Linked DNA regions of Homo sapiens: region 2 is linked to region 1. Evidence: chromatin contacts called from ENCODE Hi-C data. All regions are on one chromosome and are shown on one strand. Each heading gives the region's core, a stretch centred on a gene start or an enhancer-like site at or near the end of the contact. The rest is flanking DNA. Distances are from core to core; before and after follow the strand shown.

Evidence for each region. A loop is a pair of places that touch in the nucleus more often than their neighbours do. Pooled maps may share reads with other maps.
Region 2: a loop to region 1 is called in a pooled map, with 7 times the contacts of the local background. The contact joins the promoter of SEMA4F here to the promoter of EGR4 in region 1. A Hi-C loop is called at or near these places in 5 of 50 pooled maps.

What each region holds. Positions count from the first base shown.
Region 1 is chr2:73,291,151-73,296,419 of GRCh38, reverse strand. It overlaps EGR4 (early growth response 4), which reads left to right and starts at 2,872. Exons shown (of 2, transcript NM_001965.4): 1 at 2,872-3,238; 2 at 3,639-5,269. The coding sequence starts at 3,103. The coding sequence ends at 4,963. RefSeq lists a silencer at 2,510-2,589 and an enhancer at 4,586-5,269.
Region 2 is chr2:74,651,280-74,656,548 of GRCh38, reverse strand. It overlaps SEMA4F (ssemaphorin 4F), which reads right to left and starts at 2,302. Exons shown (of 14, transcript NM_004263.5): 1 at 2,028-2,302; 2 at 1-15. The coding sequence starts at 2,172. RefSeq lists a silencer at 2,026-2,455.

The sequences.
Region 1 (5,269 bases), core at 1,623-4,122:
TAAAACGTAGGGAGAAGAAGGGACGAGCTGGGAAGAACTACAAAATGCTCAGCCCCCTTTATATTCCCTCCCAGTCTTCAGAGAGCCAAAGGCAGATGCAAATTGCCCTCCAGAGGTAGCCATCCTCTGTGCCTGTGAGTGTGTGTATGTGTGTCCATTGGAGGTAAGTAGCATAGACATGGGGGTGTGAGCCATCCCACACCCAGAGCACAAGCTGTCTCTTCCCTATCTCCTTTCCTAATCACTCCTACCCACCCCCGAGCCCTGCCCCCAGGTCTGGCCTCTAACACAAGAAACTTTGGTGACTTGGACCCTTGTCCTAACACAGACCTAGTCCAACAGCCCTTGGCAGAGAGAAGCAATGGCTTGGCAACTCACCAAGAGAGTAGGGGAATTATCTGTGACTAAGAAGGAGGAGGAATGCTGTGGCAGAGGGAAGAACAGCAGAAGGGATGGGCAACCTGGGGCTGACCAATCTGGCCCGACGGGGCGACCTGGGGAGACCTGGACACCAGCCCAGTCAAACTCCTCCCCTCCTCCTCCCTCTCAGGCAGTAGGATGCCAGAGTGGATTTGAGACATGTGTGCCCTGTGTGTCTGGTGTGGGCTCACCTGGCCTTGGCAATGCATTTGGATTAGAATCAAACCCTGGATCTGAAATAGAGTATAAGGAAAATCGTGCTTGGTGTGTCCAATCTTTACAGACATCTGCTGGGTTTCTGCATTTCCTACATGCTCATATATGTGCTACTAACACAGAACCATAGGTGTAGCCATTTAGTAAGACACACTGCAAGTGCATGACCCTGTGAGAACCTTTATATGATTTGTGGACTTCAGGAGAAGATGCATACAAGTGTGTCAGCATATGTTTTGCAGGTGATTGTGTGAAGGGACATATTCTGTGAAAACACTTAATAAGGTCACTGTGGGATGAGGAGTGGGCACCTAGTGCTGGAGATGGGGCTCAGGGTCCCAGCAGACATAAAACCAAAGTCTACCTTCTGGCCTGTAATAGGCACTTAAGAAATGAATACTGAATGAATGAACATTGAGAAACTGAATGGATGTTTGGATAATGGACATAGGGTGAAAGGACTGAGAATGTGGTGGGGTTTGGGCATTCTTGGGCTCTCTCTCTCTCTCTTGAAAAAGAGGGTACAGGGGTGGAAGAGAGGCTGGGAGCTATACTGCCCATGATGCTGAGTCCACCACCCCCAAAGGGCTTTGTTTCTATTTCAAAAAAGGAGAGAAGGAAGGAGGAGCCCTAAACCTGCCCACCTTACCCTCCAGCACACAGAGTCTCAGGAATTGATGCTCTTCATAAAGAAGAACATGCTATTCCATGTATTTATTTAATCCTTCCCCCCCATGTATTTATTTAATTTGGTTCCAGAAAGGAGTTAAGTGAGCTATAATACAAAATAAAATAAACATTTTAAAAAGAATGAGAGAATGAGACAGAGGGAAAACCACAGCAGAAGAGAGATGAGACTAGGAGAGTAGGCAAGCTTCTTTGCTGGAGTTGGCTCTGATGCTTCTGCAGCCAAGATTCACAGCCTCCTTAAGGCTAGGATTTTTTTTTTTTTTCTCAAAAGAAGCCCAATTATTTCAAGTACTGATTCCAGGGAGATATTTCCCACGGATTCCCTGTGTGTTGCTGGGATCAACATCCTTAGAGCGAAAGCCATTTGTATGAAGGCAGAAAAAATGTTCTGCAGAAGCATCTCATACCCTGTGGGTGAGGGAGGAGTGAGCAGGAATTGGCCCTACTTTTCTGGAAGACAATTTGCCAGTTGTCTATCAAAATTTTACATATACTTTGGCACACAATTACACTCGTTGGAATTTATCTCACAGACACATTCACATTTATATAGTCAAGGATGTTGACTCCAACAACATTGGTATAAGTAAAAAGTTGGAAACTGCCTACATGCTCATGGATAGGGGACAAATCGACTAACTCAAGGTCCTCCCTTACAATGGAGTACTATACAGCCTTGAAAAAGAATGACAAGATCTTTATGTCAGGACATGGCACAATCTCTAAGTTATTTCAAGTGAAAAAATAATAATAATAATAATATTGCAGAACAATGTGTATGGTTGGATATACATAAAATTCTTCTGAAAGAATACCCAAGAAACTTAAATGTGGCTACCTCAGGAGCTAGGAATGAAGGTAGGTGGAGAGGAGGGACTTTTACTTTTCAATTTAGAATATACCCTGTTGTGCTAGTTGACTTTCCTCCTACTGTTAACAAGTATTACAGTCCTTTTTAATTTAAATTATTTTTCCTAGCACAAATTTAAAAAAAAAAAACTTAAAATGGAAAAACACACAGGCGTGAGCAAAAGAAATGAATGGCAATAATCTCTGTGGTTTACTGAGTGCGCCTGGACATTTATGTGCTCTCAGTTTCTCTCCACAGGAAATGCACAGGTGAGAAACTGACGTTAAGGGGGACTGAGTGTCAAGCTAGTTAGTGGCAGAGGGCAGATTCAAACCCAACACGGTCCTCCCCTGCTGCCCCTCGGCCTCTGCCTCCAGGTGGGAAGCGCATCTACCGGACGGTCGGCCCGGTGAGGCGCAGCGCCCCAGACTGGCGCATCCGCGGCCCCAGCGCTCCACGCCTGGGGAGCGCGCGCGCACGCAGCGGCGCGAGCCTGGCGGCGGCGGCGACAACAACAACGTCACAGCTCGAGCTTTCCTTTTCGGGAGTCCCCGGCACACATCCTGTGTCCATGTTTGGGCATTTACGTCACGGCGGCAGGGCCGGGGCCTCCCAAAATGGCAGTGGCCCGGGGAGTCGGAAGCCCGGAGCCAGCGCCGCCGCAGCTATATAAGTGGGGGGGCTGTGGGCTGGGGGAGCCCGGCAGCGCTTTGGAGAGGCGAGGAGCCGCCGCCCGAGGCCGGTGCGGGCGAGCGAGGGCGCCGCGGCTCCCCGACTCCTTTCCCAGAGGTGAGTGCCCGAAGCCAGGAGCCCGGGCGCCTAGGTCTGTGCGCTGCGGGGAACCCCTACCGCCAGCCTCCCCGCCACCCGCGCGCCCCCAAGCCCAGCGGGCGAGGCCCCGGGCGCCCCACAGCCGGCGCCGCGCCATGCTCCACCTTAGCGAGTTTTCCGAACCCGACGCGCTCCTCGTCAAGTCCACTGAAGGCTGTTGCGCCGAACCCAGCGCTGAATTGCCCCGGCTGCCTGCCAGGGACGCTCCCGCGGCCACCGGCTACCCTGGAGGTAAGGAGGGCGAGCAGGGGTGCTCAGACGACGACGGCGCAGCGCGGGGGCGCACCATACCTGAGAACCAGGAGGGACTGGGACATTGGAGCTATGAGAATAGGGGCGATGGGAAGCTTAGGAGTCCTGGGGTGCGCACCCCCATTCCCACCCACACTGGGCCGCCAGCGCCTCCGCAGGAACCTGTGCGGTTATCGGAGCGCCCTTTTGCCTGTGCACGTGTGTTTTGCGTGTGCATGTTTCTATGTGCTCCTTGGGACGTATGCGGGCCCCTGCTGAATCAGAATGTGCAAAAGGCACTTTGTGTATATCCGTGGGCACCAAGAGTTTTGTAGGTAGGGGCTGTGGACTCAGGTGCACCCTTTGATGTGCCCAGAGCTGATTCCTGCTCCCTCCTCAGCAGGCGACTTCTTGAGCTGGGCTTTGAACAGCTGCGGCGCAAGTGGGGACTTAGCCGACTCCTGCTTCCTGGAGGGGCCTGCGCCCACACCCCCTCCCGGCCTCAGCTACAGCGGTAGCTTCTTCATTCAGGCAGTGCCCGAACACCCGCACGACCCGGAGGCACTCTTCAACCTCATGTCGGGCATCTTAGGCCTGGCACCCTTCCCCGGTCCAGAGGCAGCAGCGTCCAGATCCCCGCTGGATGCCCCTTTTCCTGCGGGGTCCGATGCCTTGCTGCCGGGTCCGCCGGACCTTTACTCCCCGGATCTGGGCGCTGCCCCTTTCCCAGAGGCGTTCTGGGAGGCCTCGCCTTGCGCGGGTGCCCCCTCGCAGTGCCTGTATGAGCCTCAGCTCTCCCCGCCCGACGTCAAGCCCGGCCTCCGGGCGCCTCCCGCCTCGCCAGCGCTGGACGCTGTCTCTGCCTTCAAGGGTCCCTACGCGCCCTGGGAGCTGCTTTCTGTGGGGGCCCCAGGGAACTGTGGGTCACAGGGAGACTACCAGGCCGCCCCGGAGGCTCGTTTTCCCGTAATAGGGACCAAGATTGAGGACTTGCTGTCCATCAGCTGCCCTGCGGAACTGCCGGCCGTCCCAGCCAACAGACTCTATCCCAGCGGGGCCTATGACGCTTTCCCGCTGGCCCCGGGTGACTTAGGGGAGGGGGCTGAGGGCCTCCCTGGGCTCCTGACCCCTCCTAGTGGGGAGGGAGGGAGTAGCGGCGACGGCGGAGAGTTTCTGGCCAGTACGCAGCCTCAGCTTTCCCCGCTGGGCCTTCGCAGCGCCGCCGCGGCGGACTTCCCTAAACCTCTGGTGGCGGACATCCCTGGAAGCAGTGGCGTGGCTGCACCACCCGTGCCGCCGCCGCCGCCCACCCCTTTCCCCCAGGCCAAGGCGCGACGCAAGGGGCGCCGCGGCGGCAAATGCAGCACGCGCTGCTTCTGCCCGCGGCCGCACGCCAAGGCCTTCGCTTGCCCGGTGGAGAGTTGTGTGCGGAGCTTTGCGCGCTCCGACGAGCTCAATCGCCACCTGCGCATCCACACGGGCCACAAACCCTTCCAGTGCCGCATCTGCCTCCGCAACTTCAGCCGCAGCGACCACCTCACCACGCACGTGCGCACCCACACCGGCGAGAAGCCTTTTGCTTGCGACGTGTGCGGCCGCCGCTTCGCGCGCAGCGATGAGAAGAAACGGCACAGCAAGGTGCACCTCAAGCAGAAGGCGCGCGCCGAGGAGCGGCTCAAGGGCCTCGGCTTTTACTCGCTGGGCCTCTCCTTCGCTTCTCTCTGAGCAAGAGATGGGTTTATGGGTTGGGGCGCCGCCGTTCGGCGCGCACGAGTTCCGGGCCGTTCCCCTCCCCGCTCTTCTTCCAACTCCTCCTCGCACGCCCGAGGGCCGGCCTCCGGTCCCGCTTCCAGTTTCCTTGAAGCGCCCGCCGCACACGCCCTATTCAGCACCAGCTCCGCGGACAGTTCCCGCGGTCCAGGCGCTGTCACCCTTGTCAGCCGCGCTTTGGGGGAAGTCTTCTGAGACCACCCAGTGAATAGGCACTACCCTGGGATTCAAGACAGTCTTTTGTAACTGGCACACGCCCCA
Region 2 (5,269 bases), core at 1,053-3,552, 1.4 Mb before region 1:
GACAGGAGTCAGCCTCTGGCAGGAAGAGAGGAGAGTGATGTTAGCCATCGCTTCCTAAGGGTCAAGTCCACAAGAGCAAAACCAAAGGGGCCAATTTTTGTTTTCTTCCAAGTACCATTTATTAAGCAGCCATGGGGGAGAAACACAGCCTTGACAAGTGAACCAGAGATAGATGAGGCCAGAATATTTAGCACACAATCCAGTGGGTAAGTATGCTTTTTCTATAAAAATAGAGCACTAGCTGGACACGGTTGCTCACGCCTGTAATCCCAGCACTTTGGGAGGCTGAGGTGGGTGGATCACTTGAGGTCAGGAGTTTGAGACCAGCCTGGCCAACATGGTGAAATCCCGTCTCTACTAAAAATACAAAAAATTAGCCAGGCAAGGTGGCGCGCACCTGTAATCCCAGCTATTTGGGAGGCTGAGGCAGGAGAATTGCTTGAACCTGGGAGGCAGAGGTTGCAGTGAGCCAAGATCACACCACTGCACACCAGCCTGGGTGACAGAGCAAGACTCCGCTTCAAAAAAAAAAAAAATCTAAACCTCATATTAGCATTCAAAATTCGTATCTATTTAAAGACTGGAATAAGTTGGCATGAATTTACCTTCCTAGCTCAACCTCTGGTTCTGGGGACCCTACCCTTGCACCAATACAGCTCTGCTCTACCTGCTTCCTCTGCTCAGTACCCTCAAGACTGCAGACTGGACACCAACCCATTCATTCCTAGATGTACTGATGAGTCCCGCCCACTCCTTCCTCCCACACCCATACTTACCTCTGTGCCCACTCTCTCATGCTTAGTATAAGCCCTGGATCACCTAACTTCCCCTCACATCCTCAACTCTGCTTCACCTTGCTTGCCATCTAGACATCTCTGGATGCCTGGACATCAACCCAGCCTGGCAATCTCAACTTACTTTGTGGCTATTGCTTGGGTGCAAACTGAAACCCCAGGCTCTGGCCACAACTTCGCCTTCTGGAATCACAGCATCCCTATATGGCACTAGTCTGAATTTAAACTCTAAACTACTATTAACCAGTCCAGAGTTGTTGCCAACAGGTTGTACTCTTGGCTTCACTGGTTCTGTCTGCCCAAGGTGCTAATAACACTCAATGCCCACTGAGAAGACAACAAGGTCCACGGCCATGCTCATACCCACCTCAGCAGAGTCTAAAATGTGAATCGCCCCAATGATCACTTTTAACCTTGTGACGTCTCCTAGCTTCTTCCACATCTTTTCAAAGGATCATATCCCCCTCCTCTATTTTTCCTTCTGAAGACTTGAAAAATCATTTAAGCAGAACTTTACATCAACACATTGAATGGTTTACCAATATTCAATGTAGGGAATGGGCAGAGGCAGCGAGGAACACTGAGGAAGTTAAGAGAGTTAACGTGGATCCAATAATGGGAGAATGGGAGCTGCTGTCAGAGATGTCAGGGGAGCGGGAAGGGCTGTCAGAAGGGCCAAGAGGCTCGGATGATGTATAGAACTGATAGGGAAATGAATTGGAGAAGATGGAAATGCTGACCTGGAGATCGGAATGGAAAGCTGGAGTAGAATGAAAGACTGATGGGTCTGAAAGCAGAGTGGGCGTCAAGCTGGAATGATGGACCCAGGTGTATGTGCGGGGAAACAGGGGACTAAGGGAGACGGAACTTCGAAATGAACGACCTCGGGCAGCCCCCACCCGAGCTCTGGGCCTCAGTGTCCGAGTCTGCACGGTGAGGACTGGACGCTCCTGCGGCTCCGGGAATAGGGCCCGCTGGTGCAGCCTGGGCGTGTCGTGGGAGCCGAGGCGCGAGGCCCGGGCTGGGGATGAGGGGCTGAGGGGCGCGGGAGGGATGCAGAGAGGATGCGGTGAAGTGCGAAGATCTCGCCCCGGTCCCGGCGGGGCGTGGGCGGCGTGAAACGCCATACACCAGGCTGAGAGGCCCGGGTCCGGCCGAGCGGTCTGAGGAGCAGGTGGGTGTGGGTGTGGGTGTGGGCGCGAAGGGCTGAGGGCGTGGGCGTCCGCGCCTTACCAGAGATTGGAAGCGAGGTTCTGGGCACCGAGCGGGGGACGCGGCCGGATACCGGGCCGCTCAGCACCGCCAGCAGCAGTAGCGGGAAGGGCGAGGCTGTAGGCTGCCCGGGACCCGGGCGGGGCCGCGCAGCAGAGGCCGGCATCTTTGGCTCCGCCTGGCCGCGGGTGCGGCGCAAGCTACGGCCTCTGCTCAGGGCCCCGGGGCTACTGGCCTCGGCCCCACTCGGGTCCTCTCGGCTCGGTCCGGCTCAGCCTGAGGCTGAGGGATGAAACACCGCCCGGCTCCGCCCCCTCAGAAAGGGGCCAATGGTCGGGCCTCCTTCTTCCTCCAGCCAATCGGGATTGAGTGAAGGCGGGGCTGAGGGGAGGAGAGGCCTAACCCAGGCAGAGGCGGAGCTAGACCCAGGTGAAGGTGGGAGTTCTGCCTCGGAAGTGCGCTGGGGCTGCCACTCAGGGACCTCGAGTGGCGAGTTTGCTCCGGCCACTCCAAAAACTCAAACGCCCATAGCTGTACTAATAAGGAAAACTTACTAATAAGAGGACGTGGATACACGCACCAAGTTTCTCAAAATTAATACTTTGCAAGCATTTAAGGACGGCTGCCTATGTGCTGGGCAGGCACAGTGTAACGCGCGCGCGCACACACACACGCACACACACACACACACACACACACACGATTATACAGAAAATACTAAAAATCACGGCCCTTGCCCTAGGGAGTTCACACTGTAATGGGGCTTCCAAATGTAAGCAAATAACTGCAAATAGATAATTGCAATACGAAGCAATGCACGTTTGCTATAATAACGTGCAATAAGTGTGCAGAAGGGCCAGGTTTTGCCAGAGGAAATCAGGAAGGCCTCACAGAAGAGGTGACATTTGAACTGATTCTTCTAGGGTTGGTAGGCCTTTGAGGGCGAGGAACAAAGACTGCCTATGGGCATATCCACTTGGATATCCTATAAACAAGGCAAGCATAGGTCCTGAGGATAACTCACTATCTCCTCCATCCCAACCCTAGCTCCTTCTTTTTTTTTTTTTTTTTTTTTTTTTGAGACGGAGTTTCGCTCTGTCGCCCAGGCTGGAGCGCAGTGGCGCGATCTCGACTCACTGCAAGCTCCGCCTCCCGGGTTCACGCCATTCTCCTGCCTCAGCCTCCCAAGTAGCTGGGACTACAGGCGCGCGCCACCATGCCCGGCTAATTTTTGTATTTTTAGTAGAGACGGGGTTTCACCGTGTCAGCCAGGATGGTCTCGATCTCCTGACCTCGTGATCCGCCCGTCTCGGCCTCCCAAAGTGCTGGGATTACAGGCGTGAGCCACCGCGCCCGGCCCCTAGCTCCTTCTTCAAGCACTTAGTCTGCACTTAGTAGGTAGTCTTTGCTTTCTCCTCTTTCACCCCCATTGTATTAGTTATTTAGGCTGCAAAACAAATGTAACAAATTAACCTCAGAATTTGGTGGCTTAAAACAAACAAACAAAAGACATGGTCCCTGAATTCGAATTGCTTAGCCTGGAGGGAAAATCAGACATTTGGAATAAACTTTTATTATCTCTCACAATCTCTCTGCGTCAGAAATTTAGGAGTAGTTTAGCTAGGTGGTCTGGCTTCCAGTCTCTCACAAGATTACAGTCCAGATATCAAACGGGGCAGCAGTCCACTGAAGGCTTGCCTGGGGCTGGAGGATCCACTTCCAAGATGGCGGACTTCCATGCCTGCCAAATTGGTAGTGGCTGTTGGCAGTAAGTGAAGGTTGTTCTCCACATGAATTTCTCCATGGGGCTGCTTGAATGTCTTCACAAAATGGGGTGACTTCCTCAGAGCAAGTGATCCAAAAGAACAAGGCAAAAGAGCAAATGATATATTTGTGACCTAGCCTCAGAAGTAACACACAATCTCTCGGCCATATTCTACTTGTCACACAGGGCAGCCCTGATGCACTGTGGAAGGGGACTTCACCAGGTGGTACAGGGATTTCACTGGGAATACAAGGATTTCAGCCTCCTTTCTTGGAGACTAGCTACCATGCCCATATGTAAGAAATCACTATGTCCTTATAAATCTGACTAAAAAGTAACTTAAATCCATCCTTTTCTTTCCATTATCATCATAGTTCAGGACATCATCATCATTCACCTGGACTGTGTGATAATTTCATTTAAAAAACAAAAACCTAGCCTCCAGTCCCTCCCCTTCCAGACTGCCATCAGGATAATCTTTCTAAAGTGCAAGTACTAGTTCTAGTTTGTTCTTTCAACAGTTATTAAGGGCCTAATATGTGCCAGGCATTTTACTAAGTACTAGAGATAAGATTAAGACATGGTCCGTTGGCTGGGCATGGTGGCTCATGCCTGTAATCCTAGCACTTTGGGAGGCTGAGGCAGGAGGATCACTTGAAGACGAGTTCGAGACCAGCCACGTCAACATAGCAAGACCCTGTCTCTGCAAAATAATAATAATAGCAAGGCCTGGTGGCACACACCTGTAGTCTCAGCTACTTGGGAGACTGAAGCAGGAGGATCACTTGAGCCCAGGAGTTCAAGGCTGCAGGGAGCTACGATCACACCATTGCACTCTAGCCTGCCAAAAAAAAAAAGCCATTGTCCTTGAATTCAAATTGCTTAGCCTAGAGGGAAAATCAGGCATTTGGGATCAGTACTTCTAATCTTCTCTCTGAAATCTTCTTTCTAAAACCAACCTCAACACAATGGAACCCCTGCCCCCCGTCTGAGTTTCTTCCTCTAGCCCACTATATGCCTTTCCTAAGCTGCTTCTCAGCAGTCTAGTCTAGGCCTTAGTCCCTTCTCTGAACATGACTTATTGGTTGTCTTTTGATTTTTTTAATATTTTTTCAATTTTTTTCACAAAACATACAATAAGAGGTTCTTATTGTGCAACCTAATTGCACTTAAGTACATGCATTCATGTACCCAATGTACATATTAGTGAGTTAAATTTTTAACAAAGTCATACTTACATTATATTTATCTTTACTTCAGGAGCTAAATTCTCATTTTTTTCCCTATCATGTTGCATTTTATTCTATTCCATTTTTTTAAATGCTGGTTGCAGCCCACTAAATTGATTTTACTATTCATTAATGAGTTGAGATCCCCACTTTGAAAAAAAAAATCACTGTTCTATGTAGTCTCATTCATACTAATTTAGTTAATAATGATTTTCTAAATCTACATTTCTAGGCCATATCTTTCTCTTCAGCTTCTGACACACACATCC